Linked DNA regions of Homo sapiens: region 2 is linked to region 1. The links are chromatin loops, found by intact Hi-C in ENCODE. Cell type or tissue: endothelial cell of umbilical vein. All regions are shown on one strand. Links, peaks and the distances in the headings refer to the core of each region. The heading gives the core; the rest is flanking DNA. Region 1 has its middle 82 kb from the start of FLJ20712. Region 2 overlaps BBS9 (Bardet-Biedl syndrome 9).

Region 1 (7,755 bases), core at 2,400-4,899:
GCCTTTCTCTCTCTTCTAGTTCCTCATCCATGTGTCTTCTGTGTTATCTTCCTGAAAAACAAATAAACATATTCCTGGTGCACCTCTGTGTGACTGTCCCTTGTAGGATAATTTCTGTTATCTCTCTGTTGTCTGTAGGATGAACTGGAACTCCTTGAGAAGACAAATGCCTTTCACAACGGGCCCCTCTTTTCTCTGCTTCTCTCACCTTCGTTGCTTTGGCCACCCTGGGTTTCCTTCCACTGCCTTCAGATAAAAGGTGTTTTTTTCATGTTCCCTGTCTTTGCAGCACTCTTTCTCTTAGAATGCCCATATGCATTTTCAGAAAAACACCTTTTTATCATCTAAGAGTAAACTCAATGCCACTGCCTCTGGGTACCTTTTGTAATGACTCCGTGAAGTTTGTTAGTTTATTGCTCCCTCTTTTTTCCATGTTTCTATTAGAGCACTTTTCACATGGTATCATGATTACCAACTAATGTGTGTGTGGTACTCATTAGGGCTGCTCTTCAAATGTTGATGCATCTTCCCATCTAATTGTAAGGTAGAATTGCTCTTTCTGGGCTTCTTGTGGTTGGATGGGGGCCAATAACCAGTACTGGGCAACAAATTGAGAGCAGAAGAGATGAGTCTCATTTCTAGGATGGCACATTTAATTGCCCGTACAAGAGCCTTGAGAGATCTTTTTTCTTCTAGCATGGTGACTAGCAATGTTAAAGATGGCCCCTGCTCCATCAGCCTAGGCACCTCCCAATCCACAGTGCGTGCATAACATGAGCAAGAACCTTTGCTAATTTAGGCCGAGGAGAAGTTGGTATTGTTTGTTACTGTAGCACACTCTAGCCAGTCTTTCCTGATATATTGTGTGTCACTCCCATGGGATGGGACAGTGGACTCCTCAATGGGCTCAGTGTATTATCTTAGTGTCTGTATTGTCTTGCAAGTGCATGGTAAGGGTTCAGTGACATACTTGTTGAATGAATGCATACAGAAATACGGTATTTATTATTAGAGAGATAAGGAGAAAGCCATTAATGAAATTATTGTGTTTCTATGTCTGTTAAAAATAATGGTCACTTGAGAAACATACTTAAAGAATTCAAAACTGCTGTCTTCGATAACAGTTTTCATTCAGTTTTATGTGCAGTTTTGTATTCTGGTTCTGGACCTTGCATTGCAAGGTGTGGAATATTTGCTAAAGAAATGGCACAAGATTAACATGTTTCATTTGCAAATCTTGGTACGGTTGGCCGACTTTTCCTAATGGACCCTCAGTTCTTTTTAGGTAACAGCTGCGTGCATTGCCTTGATGGGGCAAGCCCCTGGACGAGCCAGAGGTCTGCGGAGACCCAGTACACTGGCTTCAGATGTCTGCCCAGTTATCCCCACAGAAGTTAAGGAACTAGCTGTTTTGAAGCAACTTTAACACAGACTTTTTTTTTCCATCGTGATGGAAAATGACATGGAGCTGTCCTTGGGCCAATTGTGTGTAGCCTTTGTAAGTGACCAACACTTTGCCAAAGTCCCACACACAAACTAGTTATTTGCGTTTGGAGCTGCCTCCTCTGTCTTCCTGGCAGAAGCTCAACATTAGGAAATTGTGACTAATAGCAAGGAGAGAGAACCCTTGAGGCTTATCTAGCCAGGGAGAGTTTCAAGGAGCCAGGAAAAAGTAAAATCTGGCTCAATTAACCAAGATAAGATAGGAACAAGCAAACTGGACAATCCTTTCAAAAGGGACAAACACAGACACAGGGATTTCTGAAAGGAATCATGGGAATTATTAGTGTCTGGTTATTATTTTATTGCATGGAAGCACATGCAACTTGTGCTTCTCCAAACCTGTGATGCAGGCAAGAGATTCTAAAGCCTTTGCAAGCTGTAAACACAACATTTTTTTTTTTTTTGTAAGAAAAGGCAAGAGAAGGAGTGCACTTAACAGAAGAGGACCAGCCTGGTAGCACTTCCCAGAGCTACCACCTGTCTGCTGTGCTTAGGCAAGGCACCTCACCACACTGCATCTTGGTTTCCTCATCTGCAAAATGCTGTGTTATTACAGCAGTGTGTTGTAAAGATTCAATGAGGGAATGCATGTGAAGCTCTTACTGTTCTTATTAAGCACACACTGAACTCTCCAGTAAGTGTTAGCAGTTACACAGTTCTGAGATATGCATTAGGAAGTCCATTATGTAAAAACCCTGCTCTGCTCTTTAAAATGAACAAGAGTGGAGGGGTTTATGGTTTAGGGGTGAGGGGCAGAGACGTGAGGCATAGGAGATGACTGAGCATTTCTTGTGGCAACTTGTGCTTCTGGTTCCTTACAAGTAAACTGTCTTATAAGAGATACTTTTTGGTCCTGTTGTCTCTGCAGAAGGCAGCAGCAGCTCAGAATGGCAAGCTTTCTGCTGATGGTAACAACCTGGTAATCGAACAAAGCCCACAGTCTTTGCTTTGAAAAACCAGAGGCCCAGGAGTAGCTGTTTTCTTTCAGACTGCATTTGAGCTTTGTCAGCTGGCTGGGCTGAAGTTTATCCTGTGTCCACTTCCCTTATCAGCCGCCCATGGCAGGCACACGCTTCTTTGCTCAGTGAATGGCAGGACTTCAGGACTCCCCGTTGACAGAGCTAATCCATCTTTCTGCTGCTTCCATCTTGAAATAACTTTTGGAGCAGCTTGTCAGGAACATGGAAGCAGCCATGACAGCTGGGAAATTTTCTCAGGCAGGGAGTAGCCATTTTCTGTATGGAAACTCCAACGAAGCTATGTCAAGGAGATGGCCCGAAACATCTGGGCTCATTTATGGGGGGAATGGGAGGCATTCTCACAGGACAGCCCGATGTACCCCACTGATAAACCCTCTAACACATTTTCGGGAAAGGAGGCTTCATGGATAGGAGAGCCCCTGACAAAGTCAAGATATCCCTCATCCCTCCCAGCCTACTGGAGCCAGCTATTGTCCACATCACCCACTGTCACCAGAGCAGGGATGCAACTAATTCCTGTTCCTGGAATGGGCTTCTGGCACTGCCCCCACTTCAGGGTCCCCATGGCTCCAACATCTGCAGATGCACTGGCATAGGGTCATTTCCATGTGATCGGTCTTAGGTTTTGGGGACCTGTTGTTTGACAATAGAAAGCAAGAGGGTGGAGACCTGCTTCTCACCATTCGTTCTTCTCCCTCTAGAGCTGGATTTTCCTCCATATTAAAGATCCCAGGTTCATGAGAAACCAAGTCATCTTAAAAGCTGGTTAGAGTGAAATCAACCTTCCTGCTTTTCTCTTCTTCCCTACAAAGTCAGAAGTCAGGTTAGAAACTCCCTTGCAGAAAAGAGTCCATGTAGTTTGGCCAGATGGAATGTTGCGATATGGAAGCTTAGCCTGCTCAAAGTGGGTGTTTAGGAGGTTTTCAAGCTGGGCCCAAAGTCCAACTTGGGTAAGACCACCTGATTACACAACTCCAGTGGGGCGGGGGGTGGGGTTCCTTCCCCATCGTAGACTGTGCGAGTGGCGCCCTCTGGAGTCATGCGGTGCACAACCTGCCCGGCAGGAGGCAGCAGCCTGAACTTGAGGCTCAGTTCCCACAAGACCAGTGATTTTCAGCCTCCTGTGATGCTCCACACACTGGCATGTCAAGACAATAGGAGGTGGTTGCAGGTCACTGGTTACTAGTAATAAATAAAGTACAAACATGTTCAAACACATTCCTTCTTTATTACAAGTTAAGGGAAGCTAAGATCATTGCTAGATCACTCTCACTGTGAGGGAGATATGCTGGCTTTGTTTTTCATATTTAAACATTAGATAACTGAGAAAGAGAGCAAGAGAACAAAGACAAGAGAGAGAGCTAGAGCGAGCGAGAGAGAAGGTGGTGGAGATACAGCTCCAGAATGCGAATTAGGTGTAACTGAGCACTTTATCCTACTGTGCCAGGGATATGAAAGTCATTAGTCAAGTGTGTTGCCATGGAAACAGAGTCAAAGATCACCAGACAAAACTATGAGCTCTTAGGGCAAGAATTATATCTTAGTCATCTTCCTAAAGTTTTTCATGCTGCCTGGCACAGATAAAATGGTCAATCTACATTGAATTTCAATTGTCACTATCAATACTCCTGGCACCACTCTGCCTATGGGGATCTAGTGAGACTTTAGCTTCCATACTTCAAAGGTGGGAAGTCACAGCTTGTGAGGCTGTGAGACATGGGGCTACCCTTGAGCTGACTGTGTGTTGCCTTTGTGAGAACCCATTTCTCACCCCTTGACTCAGATGACATTTCTCTGCTTAGTACATAGTGACCAGCCTTTTAAAAATAATCCTTTAAAAGAAACGTGAAACCCCAGCTGGGCACGGTGGCTCATGCCTGTAATCCCAGCACTTTGGGAGGCCAAAGTGGGTGGATCACCTGAGGTCAGGAGTTCGAGACCAGCTTAGCCAACATGGTGAAACCCTGTCTCTATTAAAGAGACAAAAATTTGCTGGGTGTGGTGGTGCATACCTGTAATCTCAGCTACTCAGGAGGCTGAGGCAGGAGGATTGCTTGAACCCGGGAGGCAGAGGTTGCAGTGAGCCAAGATTGCACCATTGCACTCCAGCCTGGGAGACAAGAGTGAAACTCCATCTCAAAAAAAAAAAAAAAAAAAAAAGAGTGAAACCCTTATTAAATTTGGCAACATTGTTTACCCCCTGCTTTTTCTCATGGCATTATTATTTATCTTTATTTTAAAATGTATTATAAATGTATTTGTCAGCAACATGGTATGTATTTTAAGAGAAGTAAGTGGTATGCTTGGTACAGATCCATTTTTTGAAATGAGAAAATCAAGGCAGTAAATTCATAGTTACATGGAAGGAGGATCTATAAAGGCAGGTTTCTCCTCCTATGCTGTGTTGTGAAACACATCTTGGCTTAAAAATCACAATAAGCTTTGGCAGTTCTAGAGTTCACGAGGTCCTCAGAGATCACCTAAAGCGGCCTTCTCTTCACAGAGGAGGTCATTGGAGGGCAAGTGAACTTGATCCTTGAGGAAAAACATGATCTGCCTTCTGCAGTGTGGGGCATTAGAAACGTGTCTGGATGTGGGGGTTGAGCAGCTTGGCACTCATGCTCACATCTTGGCTCTTCTACTTGCTGTAAGATCCCTGGCAAGTTCCTTAACCCAGTCTCTTCATATCTAAAGTAAGGGTACAGTCTTACTCTGCCTGTGGGGTTGTAATGTGAATTAGCAGAGAGAGCATCTTTTGCTGCACTGGCCATGTAGTAGAGTCACAATTGTCATCATTAAAAAGTGCTTTCTGCTAACTGTCTTCAAGGCTATTCCCTGTCCCTGATTAAATAAATAATCAAATTCTCTGTAAAGACCATCTTTTCTTTTCTTTTCTTTTCTTTTTTTTTTTTTTTTTTTTGAGATGGAGTTTCGCTCTTGTTGCCCAGGCTGGATTGCAGTGGCACAATCTCAGCTCATCACAATCTCCTCCTCCCGGGTTCAAGCGATTCTACTGCCTCAGCCTCCCGAGTAGCTGGGATTACAGGCAGGCGCCACCACACCCAGCTAATTTTGTATTTTTAGTAGAGACAGGGTTTCTCCATGTTGGTCAGGCTGGTCTCGAACTCCCGACCTCAGGTGATCCACCTTCCTCGGCCTCCCAAAGTGCTGGGAGTGCAGAAGTGAGCCACTGCGCCTGGCCAAGACCATCTTTTCTATACAGGCAGCCAATAATTGGCAAAAACTCTTTCCCTACCACTGCTACCTCTGTACTTGGAGACAAGATTTCTGGGCTTAAGGACTGGGTGCATGGCCTTTGTCTCAGTGTTTCTTCAGAACATATCTTGGGGAGTTTTCAGGTCATTTGTAAATGAGGGCAAGGCTCTCTCTCAAATGGGACTTCAGCGTCTGCATAACTCTCTACAGTGCTGTTTGAAGTTGTTGATATTTTGCAAAATGGTGCAGTATATTCTTATTCTTTTTAATACACCTGAACCAAGGCAGATAACTGTAGATTCACATTCTAGTGACGCTCCGCATCTTACCCGAGATCACTCATTGAGTTTGCTGCAAAGCCAGAAACCTATGATGCAAAACACAAGACCACATTCCCTCCCTTCCTACCACATAAACTAAGAAAAGCTCATGAAGCAGATGGCTAAAGACAAATAAATGATTCTCATGCAATTTGAGGCTATGCCACGCAAACAACATGCTCAAGTATGGAAGGCTGTCCTCTTTGGGGCTCTCACTGTATTCTCTTCTCTACAATATCTTAGGCCTAGACTTGAAGTTAGGATTTCAATTTTAAGGTTTATAGTGAAGCATTGATTTGTGTGGTTGCTTAATTGGCCAATGAGTATATAGAAAACTAAGGGATTTAGAACAGCCTTCAAGTTCTTCTCTCTAGCCACCTCTCTTGTTCTGCCTTGTATTACGGCTTATTAGGGGCATGACTGCTGCATTAAAGCTGACCAGGAATAATGCCTTATTCTTCTTTGCAAACTTTTCTCTCTGACTTAGTGCTGAAATCTGAGCATAAACAGTACTCTACTGTTAACTAACGGCATAGCTTTGGAACTCTGATTTTATCCCTGAAAACACATCTCCTGCAGTCTTTCTTGTCTCAAGAAATGGCATCACTATCTACCCAGTTGCCAAAGCCAATGCCTATGTTATACATTAGTCCTCTCTTTTTTGCCCACCACCTCGCCACATCTAATCCATCAGCAAATTGTGTTAGGTCCCCTCAGAGCTGGCATTGGCTGATGTGGTCACACAGATTGTCAACATGGGAAAATTCTCCCAGACAATTTTGTAAGTCATCTCTTCCATGGACCTCCTGAGGGTCTTCATCCTCTCATCTCAGCACCCCAGTCCCTTCCACCAAGCCCCCATCTTCTATCCTCCCTCATGGTCTAACAACCAAATGGTCAATTCCTAGCCCAGGAAGAATCTAACCTTTCTGAGCTCCATTGTTCTCATTCATTGTAGATGGGGACAATAATATCACAGTTAGCTTTACTATGAGGATTAAATAAGAGAATGTATTCAAGGTTGTAAACTCATAAGGCCTGGCCTGCCCAACGTGGACACTCATAAGTAAGCTTACTTCCCTTCTGCTTTGATTAATATGGTGGGAGAAGCATGGCTTTTGGGGAAAGATAGACATGAGTACAAATCCGGGCCTCACCTCCTGACCTGTGTGACCGGGGAAATGAACCAACATATTTGAATCTCTGTTTTCTTGTCTGTAAAATAGGAATAAGGAATATCTAGTGCTGTTCCTGGGCTTAGAGGGTATCTATCTTCATTAAATATTAACTTCCTTTGGCTAACTGAGTTTGCATTAGTGGATGGCTTTGTAATTAAGAAATGTAATGAATGCTTAAAAAGTCTCCAGACTCTCTACTAAAAATACAAAAAAAATTAGCTGGGCGTGGTGACGGGTGCCTGTAGTCCCAGCTACTCGGGAGGCTGAGGCAGGAGAATGGCATGAACCCAGGAGGCGGAGCTTGCAGTGAGCCGAGATCGTGCCACTGCACTCCAGCCTGGGTGACAGAGCAAGACTGCATCTCAAAAAAAAAAAAAAAAAAAAAAAAAAAGTCTCCAGACAACAATGAGATACTACTGTGCACTTTTAAGGATGGCAAAAATACCAAATGCTTGAAACACCAAATGCTGGCAAGGATGTGGAGCAACAGGAAGTCTCATTCACTGCTGGTGGGAATGCAAAATGGTACAGCCACTATGTTAAAAATTTGGCAGTTTC
Region 2 (2,500 bases), core at 1-2,500, 560 kb before region 1:
TTGAGGTCATATTCTTTTGAACATTATCAATGGGAATGATTGGTGTCTTTCTTCAAAGATTTGAGTAATCTTTTGTCAGATGTTTGGTGGTACTTCCAACCCAGTATCACTTTATACTAAAATCACAGACTGAGGTTTCTTGGGTCGTCCAATAGAATGAATTTAGTCTGCAAACCCACATTAAAATCAGTTTGGGGTTTATGAATTCCTAGGATAGATTTTTTTTTCCTTCATCTGGTTCCAGGTTTTGAGATGTGTACTTTATTTTGCTTTCTCCTGGGCTTGAGGGGGAATGCTATTTACAAGTTCTCCTTACAGTAGAGGTAGAGCTCTTTGTGGTCTTTGCTTTGTACTGGGGAGATAAAGTCAATATGAGGATCTACTAGATTCTCCACAAAAGGTGGTCCACAAGTTTTTTCTCCTTTACTGTATCTCATTTGAGAGCAGGAAAACTGAAGCTTATGGTTGTCTGATTTAGGAAAATGCCCAACAGCTCTTTTTACCTTTATGGGGTTCACACTTTTACTTAGTTTTTAGCTTCTAAATTTTATTTACTTTTTTTTTGCAGCATATTGATGTACTTAAAAGTACTGCTTTGAACAAACATTTTATACAGTAATTTTAGTCTGAGAATCAGGGTCTTATATGCTATTCTCCTCCTCTACTTGTCCCCTACTTATTGTTTGATTTTATTTACATTTGCAAGCAATTAACAAAGAATTCAGCATCAAGTTTTGTCTGCTAAAGTGAAATATTTAACATTTTATATTTAAATTAGATGTTACTTATAAGCATATAAAATGCTATGGTAATGATAGACCATGTTAAATTTGGAATCAGAAAGGAATTTAGAAATTATGTCATTAGGTACCTACACTATGCATAACATTCAGTTGGAGAAACAGTAGGAAGGTTAGAAGACGTAGTGTTGAGTTCTGGCCCTGCTACTTACCAGCTGTGTGTCCTTTAATAAATCATTTGAACTTTCTTGAGCCTTAGGTCTCTCCACAGTAAATGAGGACAATAATTCTTGACGTTCCCAAGTTATAGAATAGTTGGATGTGCTAATAATGTATGGACCACGTTGTAAATGGCTATTACTGTTAATTCGGAAGTCTTTCATTTGGTTCTGTTAATTTCATTGGACTTCTGTTAGAAAAGGTCATCAATGTATTCATAGATTGCTACCGTTGTTCCTCAAACCCTCTTAAAACCTGTCTCAATTCTTTAGCCTTCCTTGTTTAATTTCCTCCTTGTATGACATTGGAGCTCAGTTAACTTTTAGAGCATAGAGCAGAAACCAAGAATTTTGAAAGCTGATTTAGAAATATCTATTGGAATACACAAGGAGTGTTACATAGTTACACATGTCCTTCACATTCATATCTGATGCAGCTGAATTCCTGTTTTAAGGCATAAAATAAAGCCAGTCTTTGATAGAGAATAGTAAAAGCCTATGCAGTATCCAATTAATATTGGGAAGATTTTTAATGGGATCGTACTGCCTACTTGTCAGCAGAGGGAGCCTTTGTCTCACTTTTTGATTCCAGAACTCTTAGAGTAGTGAGATTTTAACAAGTCAGAATATTTATGGAAAATGTCTGTTTCCTCACCTAGGCCTGAATAGGAACCAGTTTTTCTTTTGTTCCTGGAAGAGAAAAACTTTTTGTGTTTGTTTTCTGAGTTCTTTATAATAGTTGTTCCCAAGTTCCTTAAAAATGGTTAATGCTGAGTTGTAACAGAGGTTCTCAATTACTATCCTATGTTAAAGTTTTGGATGGTCTTAAGATAATGGACGAAAAAGAGCTAATGTAAGTAAGTTAAAGCTAAAATTTATTCAGTTAGAGGACTACACTTAGTGATGACATTTTTTACTTCCTACTTATTTGTATTAGTATTGTCTTTTAAGAGAATATTGGTGATTATAATCTATTTCTTTAAAAAATTTCCTGACTGGGGCCAGGCGGAGTGGCTCACACCTGTAATCTCAGCACTTTGGGAAGCTGAGGCGGGCAGATCACCTGAGGTCAGGAGGTTCAAGACCAACCTGGCCAACCAACATGATGAAACCCTGTCTCTAATAAAAAATACAAAAATTAGCCAGAAGTGGTGCCACATGGCTGCAGTCCCAGCTACTCAGGAGGCTGAGGCAGGAGAATTGCCTGAACCCGGGAGGTAGAGGTTGCAGTGAGCCGAGATTGTGCCACTGCACTCCAGCCTGGGTGACAGAGTGAGACTCCATCTCAAAAAACAAACAAACAAATAAACAAACAAACATCCTGATGGGCTTTTCACAAGGCTGACAACCCTACGATGTTCTCCAGTAGTTTCTGAAATGTTACAGGTGAATGAAATTCATGAGCCTGGGAATCACTGTTTTACTGAGTACTTTAGCAAATAAAAATTGACATTTCTGAATTGAACCATTTCCAACTTCCTGGCACATTTTTTCCTAACCTTCCTCTGGGATCTTTTCTATCCTTTGGTATGTAAAGAGTGA

The links. Hi-C counts contacts between places; a loop is a spot of excess contacts. Peaks named below come from ENCODE experiments on the same cell type or tissue, not always from the same donor. Only the 100,000 strongest peaks of a DNase experiment are listed, where the experiment ranks them.
Region 2: it touches region 1 in a loop (4-fold over the local background); 2 of 110 quality-filtered maps call a loop at or near these places.

What each region holds. Positions count from the first base shown.
Region 1 is chr7:33,804,426-33,812,180 of GRCh38, forward strand. No RefSeq gene overlaps it. Among named protein-coding and RNA genes, the nearest start is that of FLJ20712, 82 kb to the left of the region's middle. In endothelial cell of umbilical vein, for the core only: a CTCF peak has its summit at 3,518; a DNase peak (open chromatin) is centred at 3,956; H3K27ac peaks cover 1,514 bases.
Region 2 is chr7:33,241,985-33,244,484 of GRCh38, forward strand. All of the region lies in intron 5 of BBS9 (Bardet-Biedl syndrome 9), which reads left to right. Among named protein-coding and RNA genes, the nearest start is that of BBS9, 110 kb to the left of the region's middle. In endothelial cell of umbilical vein, for the core only: a CTCF peak has its summit at 1,509 (motif pointing right); a DNase peak (open chromatin) is centred at 1,567.